4 separate regions of the Homo sapiens genome follow, and all the other regions are linked to region 3. Evidence: chromatin contacts called from ENCODE Hi-C or POLR2A ChIA-PET data. All regions are on one chromosome and are shown on one strand. The core of a region is the stretch at or near the end of the contact, and the rest is flanking DNA. Distances in the headings are between cores, read along the strand shown.

Region 1 (4,860 bases), core at 108-2,607, 430 kb before region 3:
CTTGGACCACTGCCTTAGGATGTCAGGGCAGAACTAAGATGGGCCCCTTGGTTGGTCTGTCCTGACTCACTGTGTCTGCAGTGCCTGGATATCAGCCAGCAGACCACCTCCATCATTGAGTTAGACCCACTTACAAGGTGGCAGGCTATTAACCAGTCCCCTGTTCCACTGAGAACTTGCCAGGCTGGCCATCATAGCATGGTATAGGTTGAAGTAGCTTAGTACCTGTGGTGGATGACTGTTTTTCTCGGCCAGCTGTTTAATGAGCACCAAATGAAGTAAAATGCTGCTTGGTTCCTCTCCTCTCTTCAGACACAAACAATCGAGCACATCCTAGTGGAAGGGCCGTGTTGGGGAACTGGCTTTCTTGTGCTGATCATCTTGGTTCCCACATCCGTCCCTCCCCTCTGGGCTAGAGTTTGGAGGAGCTATTGAAGAACCTTGAGAAAACTGTTAACCTTGAAAGTTTAGTTATTCATCATCAAATATATTAACAAACGTTTGTAGCCAAAGCTTTACTGTCTATGGCAGTTTTAAATAATTATCAAAATCATGATTTAATTAATTTCTCTCTCCATTTTGGGTTGGCTTAGAGGAGTAGGAGATTGCAATTCACAAGTACTTTCTGGTCCTGTAACCAACTTGCACTTTCAAGTTCAGGTAATCACCTTGTCCTTTTCAGTTTATTTACCCATGACTTAGGTTAAAGTTGCCCATGCCTCTGGTGAAATTCACAAATGAAACTTCACCTAGCTGGGTTTCATATTTGTAAGAAATCATTTTTTTTCTCCATGAGAATGTGCAGGTCAGCTGAGACAAGCATGATTAATTCTAGACATGAATTAGAACAAGCCCAAGCTGAACAGCTCTCTCAGAGGAAGTCATCTGAAATTGGTATGTGTGACCCAGTATATCTTTTGACCAATTTGCATTGGAAACCACAGTGAGCATGGAAGAAATATAACCTTGATCCTCTGGCCTAATAAACATTCTTGCAATTCTAAATGTACCTAGAGTTTGTGACAAGTGTGTATTGGAAAACTCGTTGAAAACACATGAGTTAGTAATGTTCTCTTTCAGAAGATGAACTTGCATGGCCGAAGTGAGATTCCAGTGGGAAAGACCTGGTAGAGAAAGAGTGGGAGAATGCGTTGACCTCTGGAGGGCAGATTATGGCATGCCAGGCAATGGGTTGTGCCATCAGGGAAGGAATCTAGAAAGACGAGGAGACTCAGGAGAAAGGAGATGACTTCTGTTGACAGGTCATTGTTGCTCAGACTTAGTGCAGATGAGAAAGGAAATCCAGAAACCTACATGACAGCTCCTCTTGGATTGGATGAAAATATTGATTTTTTTTTTTTTTCCCTATCTGGAATTTGACAGGGTCAGTTCATGTCTGGGTTTTCAGCACTTAATACAGGGCGCTTTTGTCTTGGGAGGCGGCTGGACTGGTTTTTCCTCCAGGCAGGTGCACAGAGGGCGTTTATTGTAGCCTGAAACACAAACACCAAGCCCCTAGGCCCTGATCCACACACTCTCCAGTGTGGCTCAAGGAAATAAAGTGAACAATGTCTCTTGCAACAGGCGAGCACTGTAAATGCCACTCCTGAATGATATATTTCTTAAAACTTTGTATCCGTAACCTGATCATCTCTTAAAACTTAATTATATGTCAGAGAAAAGGAAGCTATTGGCTCCTCCAGCTGTCCAGGTTGAACGAGAGCACACAATGGAGCATATCCGATTCACAGCCTTACTTAGGTAATCAGATTAATATCTCCTGAATTGAATTTACCCTTTTGATATGGAGTCTTTCAGCTGCCTTGTTTCACATCTCAAATTCTGACAAAGCTGTGCGGCCTTTGAGTAATTTCCCTGAAATCTATATGTGGGAAGCCTGTACTTCAAGCAGTTTTTGGGACTTGCACCAATTAAATCTGTCTCTGGCACACTTTTAATGGCATGCTTTCCCCTGAGTCAACAACTGCTCCAAAATCTGAAGTCATTTGTTTAATTTAAAAGCAAAGGTTATGGAACAACCATTTCAAGCTTCACCAGCCAAACTCCAGTGGCTTTGAAAAGGGAGATGAGGCAGAGGAAAGGCTAATAAACTGGATTTCTTATACACAAAATAAATTAATTACTGTGTTTCTGTAAGCTAGTATCAAATCAAGTTTGTTCACACCCTCCTTGCCAACCTAGCTCTCCCTTTCTCTTCAAACTCACCCTCTCTGGGCTTTCATATTCACGATTGAGGCTCACCCTCTTACTGTTGTTCTTGCAACACAAACATCTGGACTGGATTTTTGTCAGCTGGAGTTGAGAGAGAACTGTAAATGATGCAGTGATTTTTTTTTCGTCCTTATTAAATTTATTTATAGCCAGTCTGAAGCCAGGAAACATGCTAGAGCCTTTGATTGGAGGTTCTCGAGGAATGTACGGTGGATGGTATTTTCTCCTGTTGTTTTCTAAATAATATCAAGGATAGAATTACATAACTCCCAACTTGAGTATTTTTTGCCCTGAAGGACCCTTTATTAGGACATTTTGCACATCAGAATTCTTCCATTATATTTGCTTATCCAATATGCCTTCTTTTCTGTCAGTGAGAGAAAAGGAAATGTACATGACAGGTTATTTCTGAAAAATTAGAAAGATGGAGAGTGAGTTTCTGGTTGTTTGGGACATGAACCAGTGGCATGAGTATTTTCTTTTGCCAAAGGGACACAACATGGATCCTATTTCTACCTCTTAACAACCTCTGCAATCTTAAAGCTGCCAAATCTCAAAGAATTTCATTCATTTAGTCATTATTTAAGATAATAAAAGGCCCTACAAGCAGCTTACGAAAATAATTTATAAAATATTTTTCTCTGCCCTTAGACCTTGTTAAATAACAATGCCTTGGTGTTTATAAAATTATTTAAGAAACAAAACTTTCTAGAGGAGGCTGAATCAGATGATGATTTCTTGAGGTCCCTTCCCAGTTCTATGATTTGAGATGATTCTTTAATTTTCCTTCACTGTCATTTATATCTGTGTCATTAAAAAAAAAAAAAAAAAAAGGGCTGTTTGGGAATGAGATTTGCTACACCCGTAGGCATTTTCTTCTTCAGAAAAGAGACTGTTTAGCTTTCTGCCACCCAAGTCAGTCATCCTCAGCCTGAACAATGGAGCTTAATGTTCTCCATCTTCCTAAGAGTTAGTGTCTGTTGTTATGAAAGTGAATTGAAACCAAATGTACTTTCTATTGGAAAAGCTGCCCTTGCTCTCAGCTCATGGACAAAACTGAGAGAGAAGGCTCTTACAAAACAGAGGGAAAAATCCTCGCTGTCATGTCATAACACCAGTTATTTCACTGTTAGACCTATGAACATATCTTTGATGCAACACTACACTATTTGATGATGTTTCTGTGTCACTTAAGATGGGCGTTTCATATTTATCTCTTAGAAATGTTAGCAGATTTTTTTCACGAGTTATCTTGCTTATGGACTGGAAAAGCTATTCTTACAGTAAGACCCTTCATTAACTGAGAAGGCATAAAAGATAGCTCATGTTCTCCACCAAGAAAGGAAGCTCTGTTTCTCTCTGTCTGATGGGAAGCATTTGAGACAGAGCAGCTTCATGAAGTGTGGATGTCTGTTACCCACTTCCCAGTTTTTAAAGTAAAAGCCAAGTCAATGGCACTGGTACTTGTAGTGAAATGAGCCACAGAGGCATCATTACTCATCACCATCACGACTCAAGGATCAGCAAATGAGAGTCCTGAAGGTAAAGAATGTTTATTTTCAGGTAGAGAAGAAAGAAAAATCACGGAGAGGTAGAGAAAAGTGAAGGGCAAAGGAAGAATCCAGCAGACATTAAGCAACACTGTATCTTCCAAGATCATAAAGCCAAATAGTTCCTGCTAGATTTAACTTTTATTATTTTGGGAGATGAAAATCACTGGGGCATGGAGTTCTCATTCTGCATTTAGGAACTTCCATAATATTTTAATAATAACAATAATGATAATAATGCCAATCACTTTAATTAAATCTCCCTAAATAAGCATCTTTTAATGCAGTGTTGTTTGCTGTAAAACATCCCAACTAATGGTAGAGGCTGGATGTCTGCCAAAGACATGGTGAGGGAACCGCCACAGAGCCGCTGGTATTGGACCCTGGCAGAGCTGGTTCCTCTAGCCAAAGGAAGTGAATAATCATGGGGAAGTGGTTATTCCAGCTGTGACACTCAGGAAATTTCAGTAGAATGTGATGGCCTTATATATGGAATATTCTTAGACATACTAGGATGGCACATGTAAATTATCATGGGAAACATAATTTGAGGAATACAGAAGATTATAAGGTATTATTTGATTCAGGTTTTTTTATGTTAGTTTGGAGCCATTGTCAGGCATGGAAATACTTTCATTGATATTCCTGTCTTCTATAATTCAAGGCCTTAATAATAAACTGGTTTTGAATCAATCAGTTGTCTGATAGACGGCTCCTGGGAAGACTGGAGAGCCTTATGAGGGTGCCCACCTCTCTCCTGTGTAAAAGGCCCTTCACTCTGGCAGCTTCACTCTTGGGTGGTGTTGGGTAGAAGTAAGATCAGATACCCTGCTCACTGTAGGATGGAAGGGATCACATCAAAGCTCTGAGGGCTGTTTTCCCCTTAGGCATCCAAACCTGATTTCCTCTTATCACCTGATATGAATTTTCGACTGTTTCACTTTTTCCTTCTCTGTGCTTGTGTTTTTTACAAAACCATGAAGCCTGTAAACCACACGGTAGATATGATCACAACAATATTAGTGGAGAACCCCATGCTGTTGTCAGTATCACCATCATAGGTATGAGTGCTTGATGC
Region 2 (4,288 bases), core at 452-2,951, 470 kb before region 3:
GGAATGAGGTACAAATCAATAGAGGACAGACTATGAGATCAAATTCTGACTCTACTACTTAAGAGCTGAGTGTCTTTTGACAAATTACATGTATTCCTGGTGACTCTGATATCTCTATAAAATAGGGATGATAGTAGTACCAACCTTACAAGGCTGTGCCTCAAATGTGTAATAAATATGAAAACACTTTGTAAAGTGCTGTAAAAATATATAAACATTATTGTTTTATCACAAATATCAGCACACCAATTATTTATGTAGTTCTATACATTACGCAAAAAGTTACAGAGATGTGGGGCTCATCTTCTAGGAAAACAGAATCAGAATTCTGAATCAGCTCTAAAGTCGGAGACCAAACCTCGAGCTCTCTCTAGGTGCTGTTTCTCCTGAAAAGTTGACTTGTAAGTCTAACCCAGTGCATTGCCTCTGATGGCCTGGTGTTCTTCAGATAGGTAAAAAGCAACTCGAAAAGGGGAAGAGTATTGTGCTTTCCGCAAAGACGATACTTTTTTGCTCTTTGGAAATTCTTGCTCTTTTGGTTTTGAGCTCTGAAGGTGAACAATCCAGCTGATTCAAATCCCCAGAGTAGCCCTAATAATAGGAAAACCGTGACAACCGCAGATATTAAAAACATACCTCAATTTGCACAACTGGGGTAAGACAAATACATATGGTATTATATGAAAAAAATTCCTTTATGCAAATCTAGAAACTTACTTTAATGTCATTTCATTTAACATCAAAGAGATGATGTCAAAGAGAACATGTTTACCACTGGGAGAGTCAAATGAAAGAATTAGTCTTCTAGAATTCTTTCAAATGAAAGAATTTGTGTGTAAGGTTTGATTGGTTATTTGGCAAACACTAATATTAATAAAAAGACCAGTACTTCTAGATATGGGCCACTTTGTAGAGGGATTATGCCAGAACTCCCATAGTATGTATAGAGACCCTTGAAGGAGGGTCCTCAAACCCATAAGGGAATTTATTTTAAAAATATTTTGCTTATGGGCCCATAACTTCATTTTATGTCTCTCTAGCTCACAATAGAGGATTATAATCTATTGGGCTGATATATCTGAGTTAACATCAGATTAATCGTATCACTTTGTGTATGAATATCATATAAAAATGTTAGTGGCTGCTGTTTTCACCATGCTCTGTCATAATTAAACAATTTATTTCATGCTGAAGCTTCCCTGTCCTGATTCTGGGATTGTCAGTTTTATGGTTCTCATTTTACACAGATAAAACCAAACTTTTCAGATGTCAAATAATGTGCTGCAGACTTCCATGCAGTTCTCAGCTGCAGTTATAAATCACTGTTGTTTTAAGTAAGTGACCTAAATGCCATTTTTATTAGGAATAGAGTGGCTAGGAGAGACTAACATAAAGCCTCTGATGGAGTTCTAACATTTCTCCTTGAGCAGCAGGAAGAGAATTGCATTTCCTGCTGGCTAGAGAAGCCAGGTCAATTTTGTCCTACCATTCTGGGAACTATCACTTCAGACACCTAACATATCCAGGTCCTGCTTATTTTTCTTGAATGAGCTATTAAAATGCATGTATGTGTGCACATACACACATACATACACATCATGCAGCCATTTGCCTCTGTGTATACATACATATCATTGTGTAGATTGCACTTTTTCAGAAAAGACAACTGATCACCAGCACGTCACTCTCACTTCCTCCCATGTACATTTTGTATCTTCCCCACAGGGAAGTGAAACTGGTGGTGGGTTGGAAGAGATTGAGTTTGCTGAAGTGGATTCTGCCAAGTGGCTGTTTGTGGATGACCTTTGTCTTATAGGGGGTAATAGTGGGAGTTACGGATTCCTGGCAAAATGTCTGTTCACATCTCATCACAATTAGAATCATAAACTATGGGCTTTGTGGATTTGTTCACCTGAGATAGTGATGAACTAGGAATCAAAAGATCTGGGTTTTAGCTCTATCTCTAAATATCTACATATATGTGAAGATAGCTGTGTATACCACTGTGGATATTTTCCCTCTTTTGTCTTATCTTCTCCATGAGACTTTCAAATCCTCAAAGGCACAGAGCATCTTTAATTTACACAGCATTCACTTTTTCATCTTTGTTTGTTCCTAGACTGCATTTAGTAGAGATGTAATAAGTACTTACTGACTGATAGAATGAGACCACATCCTGCCTTAGATGAACTGGAATTCCATTTGAAAGTGTTTCCAACCAGAAATATTCTGCTTTGGTGCCACTGCTACTGTTCAGATTCAACTATAGCAGCCACAGTGTGATCAGACACCTTCTCCCCTCAGGCGCCACCCTTGGCCACCCTGAGAAGATGGGCCCCCCTGCCAGCATGTCTTTGGGGCCCAGTGTTTCTGTCTCTCTGCTTCTCCCAACACTCAGTGGCCTGAAGAAGAAGAGCTTTGGTATATAATTTCTTTTTTCCCCCCAGCCAAGAGGAATTGAGCACTCATGAATATTTTAAGCGTGTTACAAAGAACACAAAAGCTGTGCCTTCATGGGAGGATTAAATGTTGGTGTTTGACTCCTCACAATCAGCACATTTTAAAACATAAACCAGATCATGTCAGTCTCCTGCTTCAGAGCCACCAGTGGTCTCCCACACTCTTGCAACCAAACCCAAGGCTGGGTGCCAGCCTCCAAGGCACTGCCTGACTCAGCCCTGCCCACTGCTCTGACCACCTCTTGCAGTAATTCCAGCCATGCTGATCTACTCTGGGTTCCCAGGGCATCGTAAGCATCTTTCTCTTTAGGACCTTTCTACACATCTCCCCTGCCTGGGACCCTGCCCTGAACCCTGTGCTACCGCAGGATCGTCACTCAGATCTCAGCCTGAATGTCCTGTCTCAGACAGGACTCCCCTGACTGTCCTATCAGTATCTACACCCGATATTTTATTTCCTCACATCACTCATCATATCTGAAATTGCCTGCTCATTTCCTGGTTTTCTTGTTTACTGTTGGACCCTGACTAGGGGGTCTCACTCTACAAGGGCAGAAAGAGGTTGTCTTAGTCTGGTTCTCTGTTGTTACCCAGAAGCTGGAACAACGCCTGTTCCCCAGCGGTTGCTCAGTAAACACATGTGGACTCAATGAGGGATTGAATTGGAAGTTATTTACCTCTCTCCTGGCTTTTGCTTCCCTCTCTTCCTTTGTCTCTCTTTTGCGGAATCTGTACCATGAAAAGGGCTGTTGTCCAGTAGTGGAACACAGGCCTTGGATTGAGGTCCTGGTTGACTCACTTGATCTGAAGCTTCTGGTCATGCACAACTGCCAATTGGAAACAGCTACTATAGAACCACCCTCTTTTTCCAAAGGGTCAACAAGGAAATCAAAAATAGAAATACATTTCAGGTAGTCATGTAATACTTTACTAATACTAACCCTAAGAATAACTTTGCGATAACTTTGCAACCTTAACTTCCATTAGTCTCACTAGGCAGTTCTGCTTCTTCAATTCCTTTAGTTTGTTACATGCCCTGCGATCCAGCCCAAAACAGGAGAAGCCCTGTAGAATATATGTTGCTATATCCTCAGATATGGCCAATAAAATTTGTTTGTGACCTGTAAGGAGCAGATGGTTCACTGAAGGCCATTCATAGAGGAGGCAAAGCACCAAAATTCAGTGTCTAGCCTTAATTTTTCCTTATTAGAGAGTCTGGAATAGAGGGATACATTTTCAGGATCTTTCCTAATAGAGGAGTTCTTTTTTTATTTGGATGAAGAGATTATTTCTGTAATTTCCCACAGTCTTAGGCTGAACTCTCCAAGTAATGAACTTTTACTCAGAATAGTCTAGGCTTTGTGTACTCATGGAAAGTGTAATATAGCTTGCCTTGTTGGTTTTTCTGGAGATAGCACATTTGGGTCACAGGGGTTCAGCCAGTCTTCGGCTGTTATGCAGTGTAATTTTATGGGAATAGTTTTATAATGTTAACATCTGTAGACTGAGAGCTTGATGAAGACATCACCCAGATTGCCTGGGAAACGCCACTGACTTTGGGAGCTAATTCTTGATAGGTAAAATATTTAGCTCTCTCTCTGTCTCTTTTTTTTCTTTGCCTAGATACAGCTACCAACCTTACCATTTCCATCTTTTATGGCAGATGAGCTATGTGTGTATTTTTTTTTATCTCCTTGCAGTATGCATTTTTGCAAGTTAGGGGATAAAGCCCAGGCCCTTGGCTTTTTAACTTTTCTGCTTCCTTGATATTTGTACATGAGATAAGATGTTAAAGGATTTCTCTTTACAGATTTCTGTTGAAGAGTTAT
Region 3 (4,774 bases), core at 595-3,094:
TGGCTCACGCCTGTAATCCCAGCATTTTGGGGGGCCGAGGCAGGCGGATCACCTGAGGTCAGGAGTTTGAGACCAGCCTGGCCAACATGGTGAAACCCCATCTCTACTAAATATACAAAAAAATTAGCCAGGCATGATGGTGCACGCCTGTAATTCCAGCTACTTGGGAGGCTGAGGCAGGAGAATCTCCTGAACCCGGGAGGCGGAGGTTGCAGTGAGCCAAGATCAAACCACTGCACTCCAGCCTGGGAGACAAGAGCGAAAAGAATGAATAAGATCTGATATTTGATAGCACAACAAGGTGACTATAGTCAATAATGATTGAATTGTACATTTAAAAATAACGAAAAGAGTATAATTGGATTGTCTGTAACACAAAGGATAAAAGCTTTAAGTGATGGATACCCCATTTACCCTGATGCAATTACTACACATTGTATGCGTGTATCAAAATATCTCTCATGCCCCATAAATACACACACCTACTATGTCCCGACAAAAATTTAAAATTTTTTTTAATTTTTAAAAATTTGTTGAAAAACCATCAGCCCTGTTAAGTTGCTCACACGTGCTGTTGCAGCCCCAGCTCACCCGGTAGTAAATCCTGCTGACACAGGGTCCCCCACAGCTATGGGTCTATCCTTCCTCTGGTGTGGCAAGACTACATTTTCAGGAAGCTGCTGGGCAGAATGAAGCAACTCAAAGCTCAGGAGAAGTGTCTACGTGCCTTTTAGGGTTGGGGTTTAACCCAGCACTCAGGGATTTCCCAGCATGCAGACAAAGGCACTGACAGTTACAGCAGAAGCTGGAAGGGTGAGTCAAGCCAGGACTCAGCACGCTTGAACCCATCCACAGCTCCCACTCACATCATCCCACACTCCCTTTTCACATTTACTCCAAGCATCTGGAGCCCCAAGCTCCTGTGCCTCAACCCATGCCCTCAGTAACAGTATCCATTGCCAAGCCAGAATTGACTCCGGGCCCACCTTGCCACTCACTCAGAGTCTGTGAGGAGTGGGCACCGCACGCAGCCGTGAAACAGGCCAACTCACAGGTGGGCTCCCCACTGCACGTCTTGTCCGAAAAGACACCCCTCAGCCCCATCAGTGTTGACTTTGCATTGCGCCATTAGATTATTTCTTTCAGCTCTTCTTAAGACAAATGGCTGGCTGTTGGGAGGCTGGCCAGGGTTAAGGTGGAGCCTCAATGTGGCCATTTTCACAGCCCCGGCAAAGCCTGTGGTTGATGCCAAACCCCCATTGAACTGAATAGAATGGAGGAAAGCTAACCAACCCACCAGAATAATAATCACTAATGCTATGGAGTGATCACACAGCAAGACTGTTCTAAGTGTTTTATGTGTATTCATTTATTTTTACCTCATCATAAGTACTATTATTTTTCTATTTTATAGATGAGAAAACTGAAACAAGGTCACAAACCAGATGATCTAAAGGGTAGCCACTACTGCCTCCTAAAGAACCCCAATCAGGAATCCCAGATTAATTTGCCCAGCATCCTGTTTGGAAACCACATGTCCACCCTGCAACTGTACCTGGCTTGTGTCCCACAAGGAGGAAGATGCAGGGGACTCCGGAAGCTAAGGAGGTAGACATGGGGTTTACTTGGGTTAATGTGGCCGGGGAGTCAGGAGACCTTGATTCCCATTCTGGCTCTGCCCCTATCCGCATGAGGATGGCCAACTGTTCCAACCATGGGTTCCACTCTCCTCATTGCTCAGCCACCAGGTTTCCAGGTCCCTCAGGCCCCTGCACATCCTCAGATATCTGAAGAACAGTGATCGGTGTGACGACAGGGCCCCTTCACAGAACGAACTTGACAAAGAACCACTCACCGCACACACGAGCCTTAGAATGCACGTGTCAGTGTTTTGGGAAATATGTGCTGTTTTGAAATGTGTCTGGGCCATGAGCAAGTTTGGGGGGAGACAGGATAGGAGCTTTTCTTCCAGTTAATGAAGTGAGGCTTCATGGAGGAAGAAGATTTTCTTAGTCACATTTCCTGTTTCACACTGACCTTTTAAAAGGAAACCCACAAGTGAACCTGTGCTAGGGCCTGCTTGCAAAATCTACCCACAGGTATAATAAAGATGATCTAAATAAAGCCCACAGTAGGCCAAGCTTAACCTGAATCAGTGGAAATAATAAGATCACTAAGAAGGGCTGATGGCCTGAGATAAGAGACATGGTGGTGCTCCGTATACTGTAAATAGAAGTGACACGTGAGAGATTTAATGATTATTAAACAGGAATCTAAGCAGAGAGGCAGAGATAAACCATGCAATCTTTTCATCAGTCTCTAGGTACTCAGGGCTTAGCCACTCATTATAAAATGGAGACTCTAAAAAATTAGGAGAGATGGATGCAGTGATTTCAAAAGAAGTTGTGTTGATTGGGTTATAAAATTAATTATGGGAATTAAGATTACTTATCTGCAGAGGAAAAGACCAAGAGATAACTGAAGAACTTAAAGTTGGTAAGGGGCCGGGCTCGGTGGCTCATGCCTATAATCCCAACACCTCAGGAGCCTGAGACGAGAGGACTGCTTGAGCCCAGTTGTTCAAGGCTAGCCTGGGCAACACAGTGACACCCCGCATTTACAAAAATATTTTTTTTGTCCTCAGATTTGGTAGTGTGTGTTTCTAGTCCCAGCTACTAGGGTGGCTAAGACAGGAGGACCGCTTGAGCCTGGGAGGTTGAGGCTGCAATGTGCTGTGATCACACCACTGCACTCCAGTCTGGGTGACGGAGCAAAAGTCCATCTCAGAAAAAAACCAAAAAGTTGGTAAGGAATCAATTATTGGATGACACATTGCCATATCTACTGAGCACAGAATGACAGGCCCAAACAACAGCAGACAGATATGGGATGCTCAAGGATGTCCCAGAGATGGCCAGGTATGGTGGCTCACGCCTGTAATCCCAGCACTTTGGGAGGCCAAGGCAGGCAGATCACTTGAGGTCAGGAGTTCGAGATCAGCCTGGCCAACATGGTGAAATCCTGTCTCTACTAAAAATACAAAAACTAGCTGGGTATGGTGGCGCATGCCTGTAGTCCTAGCTACTCTGGAGGCTGAAGCAGGAGAATCACTTGAACCCGGGAGGCAGAGGTTCCAGTGAGCTGAGATCACACCACTGCACTCCATCCTGGGCAACTGAGCGAGACTCCAACTCAAAAAAAAAAAGAAAAAAAAAAGAATGTCCCAGAGATACCTGCAGAACGGTTGCTAAGGCCACCCAAGTCCAGGGGAGCTTCACCATCAGGCAGCACCCATCGCCATGGCTGTTTACATTAACTCAGGGAAGACGCCACAGAAATGTTAAGTTTTGAAAGCTTTGTTTTGTTTTGTTTTATTACTTTTTCATTTTAAAAAATATGGAATGCTTCACAAATTTGCGTGTCATCCTTGCTCAGGGGCCATGCTAATCTTCTCTGTACTGTTCCAATTTTAGTACATGCACTGCCAAAGCGAGCACTGTTTTGTTTTGTTTTAAACAAGGAGGCCTGGAATTGGGCTGAAGTTAAAAAAAAAATCATACAAAGGAAACGGTAATTATGTTAACAAAAATAGAGTGGGGAATAGGGTTAGGCCATGACAGGCAATGATCCTAAGAGCTAGAGATCTCTCCCACCCCAACAGAGAGAGACAGAGAGACAGACAGAGAGAGAGAGAGGGAGACAGAGACAGAGAGAGAGACACACACAGAGAGAGAGAGACACACACGCACACACACAGAGAGAGAGAGACACACACACACACACACACAGAGAGACACAGAGAGAGAGAGAGACAGAGACAGAGACAGAGAGAGAGAACCCTAAGGTATTAATATTCCTGACTTGAATACCTCAGGCTTTTCCCAGCCAACTTCCACGTTGCTCTCCTATCCGTCTCCACACCTAATTCTTCTACCAAACCCTTCTGTCCACCCCAGGAGATTGTGAACTCAGGCACCAAATCCAACAAGCTCCCCGAGGAACTTACAACAGTCTGTTTTACAGAGAAGTAAATGTTGCTGAGAGAGAAAATTGTCAGGCCTCGGTGTTCCAGAGCAAGAGGCATTCCTTCATTCCCAGAGAGGCCCTGGGCCTCAGCAAGCAAGCCCGACAAGCCCTCCGCAGCCAGAATCCAAGCTTCAGGCTGCACCTCCCTCACCGCTGGGCCCTGGACAGTGAGGCTGCTGCTCAGAACCCCTCTCCTCAGAGGGAAATTCCTCAGGGCTGCCCCACCCGACCCGTTCTATCAGTCACTCAAGCCCTCTATCCTCTGTCACAGCCTGGCTCTGTCCCTTCCCATGCCCCAACCCCCAACCTCCCAGGACCCAGTATCTCAGGATTTCTGCCCTCCTCCAGCCCCGAGCAGCCTGGAAGCCAAGTGGCAAGGATGTAGTCAGCCGGGTGGGCCCTGAGAGCCGGTGGAATGGTGTCCATGTTGCAGGAAACAAGGGAAGGTGAGGGGTACAGGGGTGCCTGTGCCAGGCCACCACTCCACAGCTCATTCTTCTCTGAGGTTATTCCCCGACCCATACCCCTCTGGAGCCCACCCCAGCTGCTTCCTCTTCCTAGGGGTCTCCACCTGATGTTCTGTGACTCCCCTGAAAATAAACTTTTGAAAGGCAGACTGTGTGGTTATTGTGAACATGGGTGTAAGGTCAAGAGGCAACCCCATAGCCAGATTTCATCCTCCTCCAGGCCTCCATCCAGGGCTGCAGAAATAGCTAGCAATTGGCTGGCTAAGCAGGCAGTGGCTTAT
Region 4 (4,820 bases), core at 1,139-3,638, 370 kb before region 3:
ACATTTCCCCAGGGGTTTCTTGCCTATTGACAAATCCCACCACATCTTCCAGATGCACAGAAGAAAGTTCCGTTAAATCCAAAATGGTAACCAAAAATGTTGAATAGCAAGAAACTGGCAGGGGTGGCTTTGGGAACTGGTAAATAAATAACAGGCTTGTTGTCCCACACCCTAGTTTAATGCTCTCAAGAGGTTCTTATGTTGCTCGCATTAGTGGGCATGTAAATGAAACCCCTGTTGGCCTTGGCAGATATTGGCCTCTTCCGTGACCTTGTTTGACTGAAACAAAAAGTCATTGGTGGAACAAAAATTCAGAGCTCTGAACTTGGTTGAAAGAAAAGGGCAATTCTCTGAATTGGGTAATTGGATCACCCTCCCAAGTGCCCTAGGGCTTATATCAAACATATAAGAAGGGGATTAATAACTTCAGTGTATAAATGAGCTTCAGGCAGCTTCCAACTGTAACATTTCACTCTCAGGAGCTTTAGGACATAACAGATTTTTTTCAGAGCATTTTGAAGTGCTCTTTATAAAATGCAGGAAGGGACTACAGACTACTGTGGAATCTTTGTAATTGTACATGGTCCAGTCTGACAGGCAGGCAACCCGAAAGCCTCTTCAAAATGGCCACTTAATAAAACTGTTCATGAAATATACCATTTTGGGACTGAAAGATGATGACAGTGATATGTTTTCAAACTGTACTTGATATTCCCTTCCTTAGTCATAATTTTATGATCTAGACTAAATTACATGTATCATTGAGTGTGAGGATTCCAAGACTTGAGACAGACTTACGTATTTATGTGTGAGTTGTAAGGGACCATTGGAAAAGCTGAGAATTTTAAAATTCATTTATATTAATTAATTTGTTCACTCAGTATTTATTCAATGCCTACTATATATCAGACTTGAGGATATAAAAAAGTATAAAGTAGAGCAAGGCTGACAGACATTTGAAAGGCAGGTTCATGAGGATTGAAGGAACATGTGGGAAGGGAGCCATTACTTCTTAGGAGTGGGGAAAATCCAGAGGAGACTAGAGGAGATAACGAGAGATGAGTCGACAGCACAGGAAAATAAAGAAGAGTATTCCAGGCGGAGGATACAACACTTGAAATAGTTACCCAGAAAAGCTGGCCTGGTGATTAATCGGCCCAGATAAAAGAGGTAGGCTAACACTGTTATTCGTCTTTTAAAGGAGAAGGATCAAGAAGCAGTTCTGTTGGGTCCTGAGGAAGTGGGATTATTAGTGATGGACACAAAGTGCTGGTGTCACAGCTGTGGTAGAAAAAGGGAAACAAGAGAAAGCTTCTGAAAAAAATGTTTTGACAACTATTTTTATGGCTGTGGACATCCTGAGACCTCTGACAATCACATAGAAAAGAGAGCCCATAGGGAACATTTTAGAATTGATTCTTATCTTAATAGCTATCTTTTTGGCCTGTCTGGTTGCCAAAAAGAATTAGCAGAATTCTGCTGTTTATGTATTGCTGAATCAGTTTACAGGTGATGTTTTATTACTAGGGAAATATTGCTAAAGCTAGGTAGAGGTGCTTCTAAGAACTAAAGCACCAGAAACCTAATTGGGAAAGGAATTAACTTTAGTCATGTACATATTTTCATTTTTCTCCTTTAATTTTTATATTAACAGAAACCCTGTGAGGCAGGTGTTTTACCTACATTTTCACAAATGAGCACACAGCCTCGAACAAGTTAATTCCTCAGAATCCCACAGCCAGTGCATGCTAAGGCCCAAGTCCCCTTCATCCTCCATTCTCCCACCGGTCATAGCTAAGTCTTCAAGCTAATGTTCACCTGCCAGAGTAAAGGCAGAATATTTGAATTCTCTTGTATTTGTTTTAGTTTAGTTATTGACTATGTTTTTCTTCCTATAAAGTAAATATGTTTCATTCTTTCTGCACAGGTTTTCCTATAATGCCTGGGTGCTTCTAGCTAGAGAGGGCAAATTGATTTCATCTTCCATTCAACTCCAGAAGGTCTATAGTGGCCGCTTGGACTGCTGTAATGGAGTTGCTCAGCAGCCGCTCCCATATGCTCTATGATGGGGCAGTGGTGGTACAAGTGCTGCATCCCTGCTACCGAGGCTGCTGCTTTAGTATCTTTACTTCACTCTTAAAGTGGGGAATGAGAGAAATTGTCTAAAGTCCTAACACAAGACAGCCATACCTACTTCCCAAAGTAGTAAACACTCTGCTGCTGCATGTAGAATGAAATAGAGCAGTGAAATTATAAAGGAGATTTGCAGTCTAATAATTGGGAGGGAAAATGAAGTATAAGGCTAAATGAAGTAGACTACAAACACCTGAAGCATGACTACAAAATCAAGTTGACATTTTGTGGCTCATTTTCAGGGTAGCTGCCGGAATCTGGTTATGGTCGTTGTTTTTATTTTTTAGGGTTTTCCCCCATCTGTGTACAGTGAGATAGCAACCACAAAAAAACTAACAGCCTTCCTGAGTCTCTTGGCTGTAGAGTACCCAGCTCTTTTCCCTGAAGCTTGCCCTGAAGAGGCCTGGTGATACATCCCTCTTGGGAGATGTGACATGGTTCCATATTGACATTACCCACTGGGCTCATTGCTTGAGTCTCAAGGTTGTTTATGTATTTGATGTTTCATTTAAAAATAAAAGTTACTTACGGCAAAAATAGCCTAGTGCCAGTGGGTTTGGCTATTGTAAAATTTAGAAACCCATTTAGGAAACCACCATCAGGATCTTGTTGGTGCTGTATCAGCTTGGGCATATTGCCCTTCAGCACACCGGCTCTTGCACAGATTGCGTCCACTGAGTTGAATTATGGAAACCTTCCGTGAGAAAATGAGAGCACTCAGGAAGTAGTATTGGTGATCCACAAAGCATTGCTGTGTCCTCTAAGGTTCTTTCCTGGTCTCATACCATGGTTTCTTCCTGGGTAAAAAGTGAAACTGGGGTTCTGCCTTTCTCAAGGGAAAACGTGTTTGCTGCTTGGCTTTGGAATTTTGGGGCAACTCAGTCAGTGACATTTCTCTTTCACAAACTCCTCCTGTTCTTTCAAATAGGTGCCATATCTTTCACTTTCCCTATCGATACTTCATATGTTATGCCTGGCTGCTAGGTTTCATTCCAGAGCCTCTTGTGTTTAAGTAATGAATGGACTAATCATAATGACTAGCTCAGTACAGGTTGCTGAGTTGGAGACCATGGCCTAGTCATTTCTCTGATCACACAGAAGTCATTTCTGGACAAAAAGTGCTACATACTATATATCTATATCTGTCTATATATTTTTTTCTTGATCTTTCTTCTATTTTGTGCTGCAAAAACAAACTTCGAGGGGATGATTCTCTCACAGGATATGGAAATGGCCTTGGACAATGTCCAGGGTTAGTGGCACAGCTGCTGTTTCCTGCAAGGGACATCTCAAATCCAGAAGGGAAAAAAGACAAAGTTAAATATATAGCAGGAGGATAATGACTGAACCTATTAACCCATTTATGCCTAGTGTTCCATTAGTGGAACACTAAGCTTGTGGGAGTTATTTATATCCTCATGCTTAAGCTCATCACCAAGGTCTGATTTTTCACATAAAAATTTTGCAACCTCTGGCATAAATGGGTTAACAAGAAGGAAGGGATTTGCCTGTTACAAGATCTGTCTGTAATCACATATAGCCATTGGCAGAAATTACAGTTTACATTTAGAAGACATGTTTAAAACTCTTTACCAAAGGGCAACTGATCCAATAATAATGATAGCAACAACAATAACATCTATTTATGGCACCTAATAATTTTAAAGTTCCTTTGTGTACGTAGTTTTATATTCACAACAACCTAGTAAGGCCTGTAAGTTGACTGGAGAGGGCTAGGGTATGTAAAACTAGGTAAAGAACTTGGATTTTATCCTAAGCATAATGCAAAGTTTTCAGCCAGGGATGGACATGACTTGACTGACAGTTTAGGAAGATTACTTGGCCTGCTCTGTAGGAGTATAGACTGTAAGGGGGCCACATGAAAGCCAGGAGACAAGTCAGCAAACATAACACTAATCCAGGAGAGAGATTATGGTGGCTCAGACTGGGGGGTGTGGTATAGGGGATGGCAAGTGGTCAGATTCAAGATAAATATGAAGACATTCCTTACAAAATCTGCAAACAGATTGAATGTGAAGTGTATTTTAAAAAATGAAGAATTGGCCGGGCGCAGTGGCTCATGCCTGTAATCCCAGCACTTTGGGAGGCTGAGGCGAGCAGATCACGAGGTCAGGAGTTCGACCCAATATGGTGAAACCCCATCTCTACTAAAAATACAAAAAAAAATTAGCCGGACGTGGTGGCACACACCTGTAGTCCCAGCTGCTCAGGAAGTGGAGGCTGGAGAATCACTTGAACCTGGGAGGTGGAGGCTGCAGTGAGCCAAGACTGTGCTGCTGCACTCCAGCCTGGGCAACAGAGCAAGACTCTGTCTCAAAAAAAAAAAAAAAAAAAGAAAAAAAGAAAAGAAAATTAAAAAAAAAGAATTATCTGTGTATTTTTTATCTTAAACAACTGAGAATGGTGTCATTTTTTCCATTCCTAGAGTTATTTAGGCCAAAAAAATCTAGAATGTTGAAGAGAACAGATTGGGGTGGGAGGTGCAGGTTAGGGGATTAAGAGTTCTGTCCTAGAGGGCCGGGTGTGGTGGCTTACGCCTGTAATCCCAGCACTTTGGGAGGCTGAGGTAGGCAGATCACAAGGTCAAGAGATGGAGACCATCCTGGCCAACGTGGTGAAACCCCGTCTCTACTAAAAATACCAAAAATTAGCTGGGCGTGGTGGTG

What was found. A loop is a pair of places that touch in the nucleus more often than their neighbours do. ChIA-PET counts read pairs that join two places held with the same protein, here RNA polymerase II (POLR2A). Pooled maps may share reads with other maps.
Region 1: a loop to region 3 is called in a pooled map, with 2.1 times the contacts of the local background. The contact joins two enhancer-like sites. A Hi-C loop is called at or near these places in 2 of 37 single-sample maps with no recorded cell type and 3 of 50 pooled maps. POLR2A ChIA-PET finds 5 or more read pairs at or near these places in 1 of 52 experiments (activated T-cell).
Region 2: a loop to region 3 is called in a pooled map, with 2.4 times the contacts of the local background. The contact joins two enhancer-like sites. A Hi-C loop is called at or near these places in 1 of 168 maps with a recorded cell type or tissue (GM12878), 1 of 37 single-sample maps with no recorded cell type and 3 of 50 pooled maps. POLR2A ChIA-PET finds 5 or more read pairs at or near these places in 3 of 52 experiments (GM12878, activated B cell and activated CD4-positive, alpha-beta T cell).
Region 4: a loop to region 3 is called in a pooled map, with 2.3 times the contacts of the local background. The contact joins two enhancer-like sites. A Hi-C loop is called at or near these places in 2 of 50 pooled maps. POLR2A ChIA-PET finds 5 or more read pairs at or near these places in 2 of 52 experiments (GM12878 and activated CD4-positive, alpha-beta T cell).

The regions. Positions count from the first base shown.
Region 1 is chr14:68,305,659-68,310,518 of GRCh38, forward strand. The region is part of intron 8 of RAD51B (RAD51 paralog B); the gene reads left to right. Among named protein-coding and RNA genes, the nearest start is that of RAD51B-AS1, 380 kb to the right of the region's middle. RefSeq lists enhancers at 744-883, 3,560-3,629. Within about 2 kb of position 1,358, at least 14 of the 41 ENCODE cell types and tissues checked have a DNase peak (open chromatin) inside an H3K27ac peak, as active enhancers do.
Region 2 is chr14:68,266,675-68,270,962 of GRCh38, forward strand. All of the region lies in intron 7 of RAD51B (RAD51 paralog B), which reads left to right. Among named protein-coding and RNA genes, the nearest start is that of RAD51B-AS1, 420 kb to the right of the region's middle. RefSeq lists enhancers at 1,427-1,546, 1,897-2,046, 2,197-2,376. Within about 2 kb of position 1,702, at least 9 of the 41 ENCODE cell types and tissues checked have a DNase peak (open chromatin) inside an H3K27ac peak, as active enhancers do.
Region 3 is chr14:68,732,532-68,737,305 of GRCh38, forward strand. It overlaps LOC105370547 (a long non-coding RNA gene), which reads left to right. Exons shown (of 4, transcript XR_007064227.1): 3 at 1,415-1,608; 4 at 3,957-4,640. It also overlaps the pseudogene RNU6-921P. Among named protein-coding and RNA genes, the nearest start is that of RAD51B-AS1, 49 kb to the left of the region's middle. RefSeq lists enhancers at 3,764-4,290, 4,291-4,774. Within about 2 kb of position 1,845, at least 11 of the 41 ENCODE cell types and tissues checked have a DNase peak (open chromatin) inside an H3K27ac peak, as active enhancers do.
Region 4 is chr14:68,366,568-68,371,387 of GRCh38, forward strand. All of the region lies in intron 8 of RAD51B (RAD51 paralog B), which reads left to right. Among named protein-coding and RNA genes, the nearest start is that of RAD51B-AS1, 320 kb to the right of the region's middle. RefSeq lists an enhancer at 2,640-2,739. Within about 2 kb of position 2,389, at least 6 of the 41 ENCODE cell types and tissues checked have a DNase peak (open chromatin) inside an H3K27ac peak, as active enhancers do.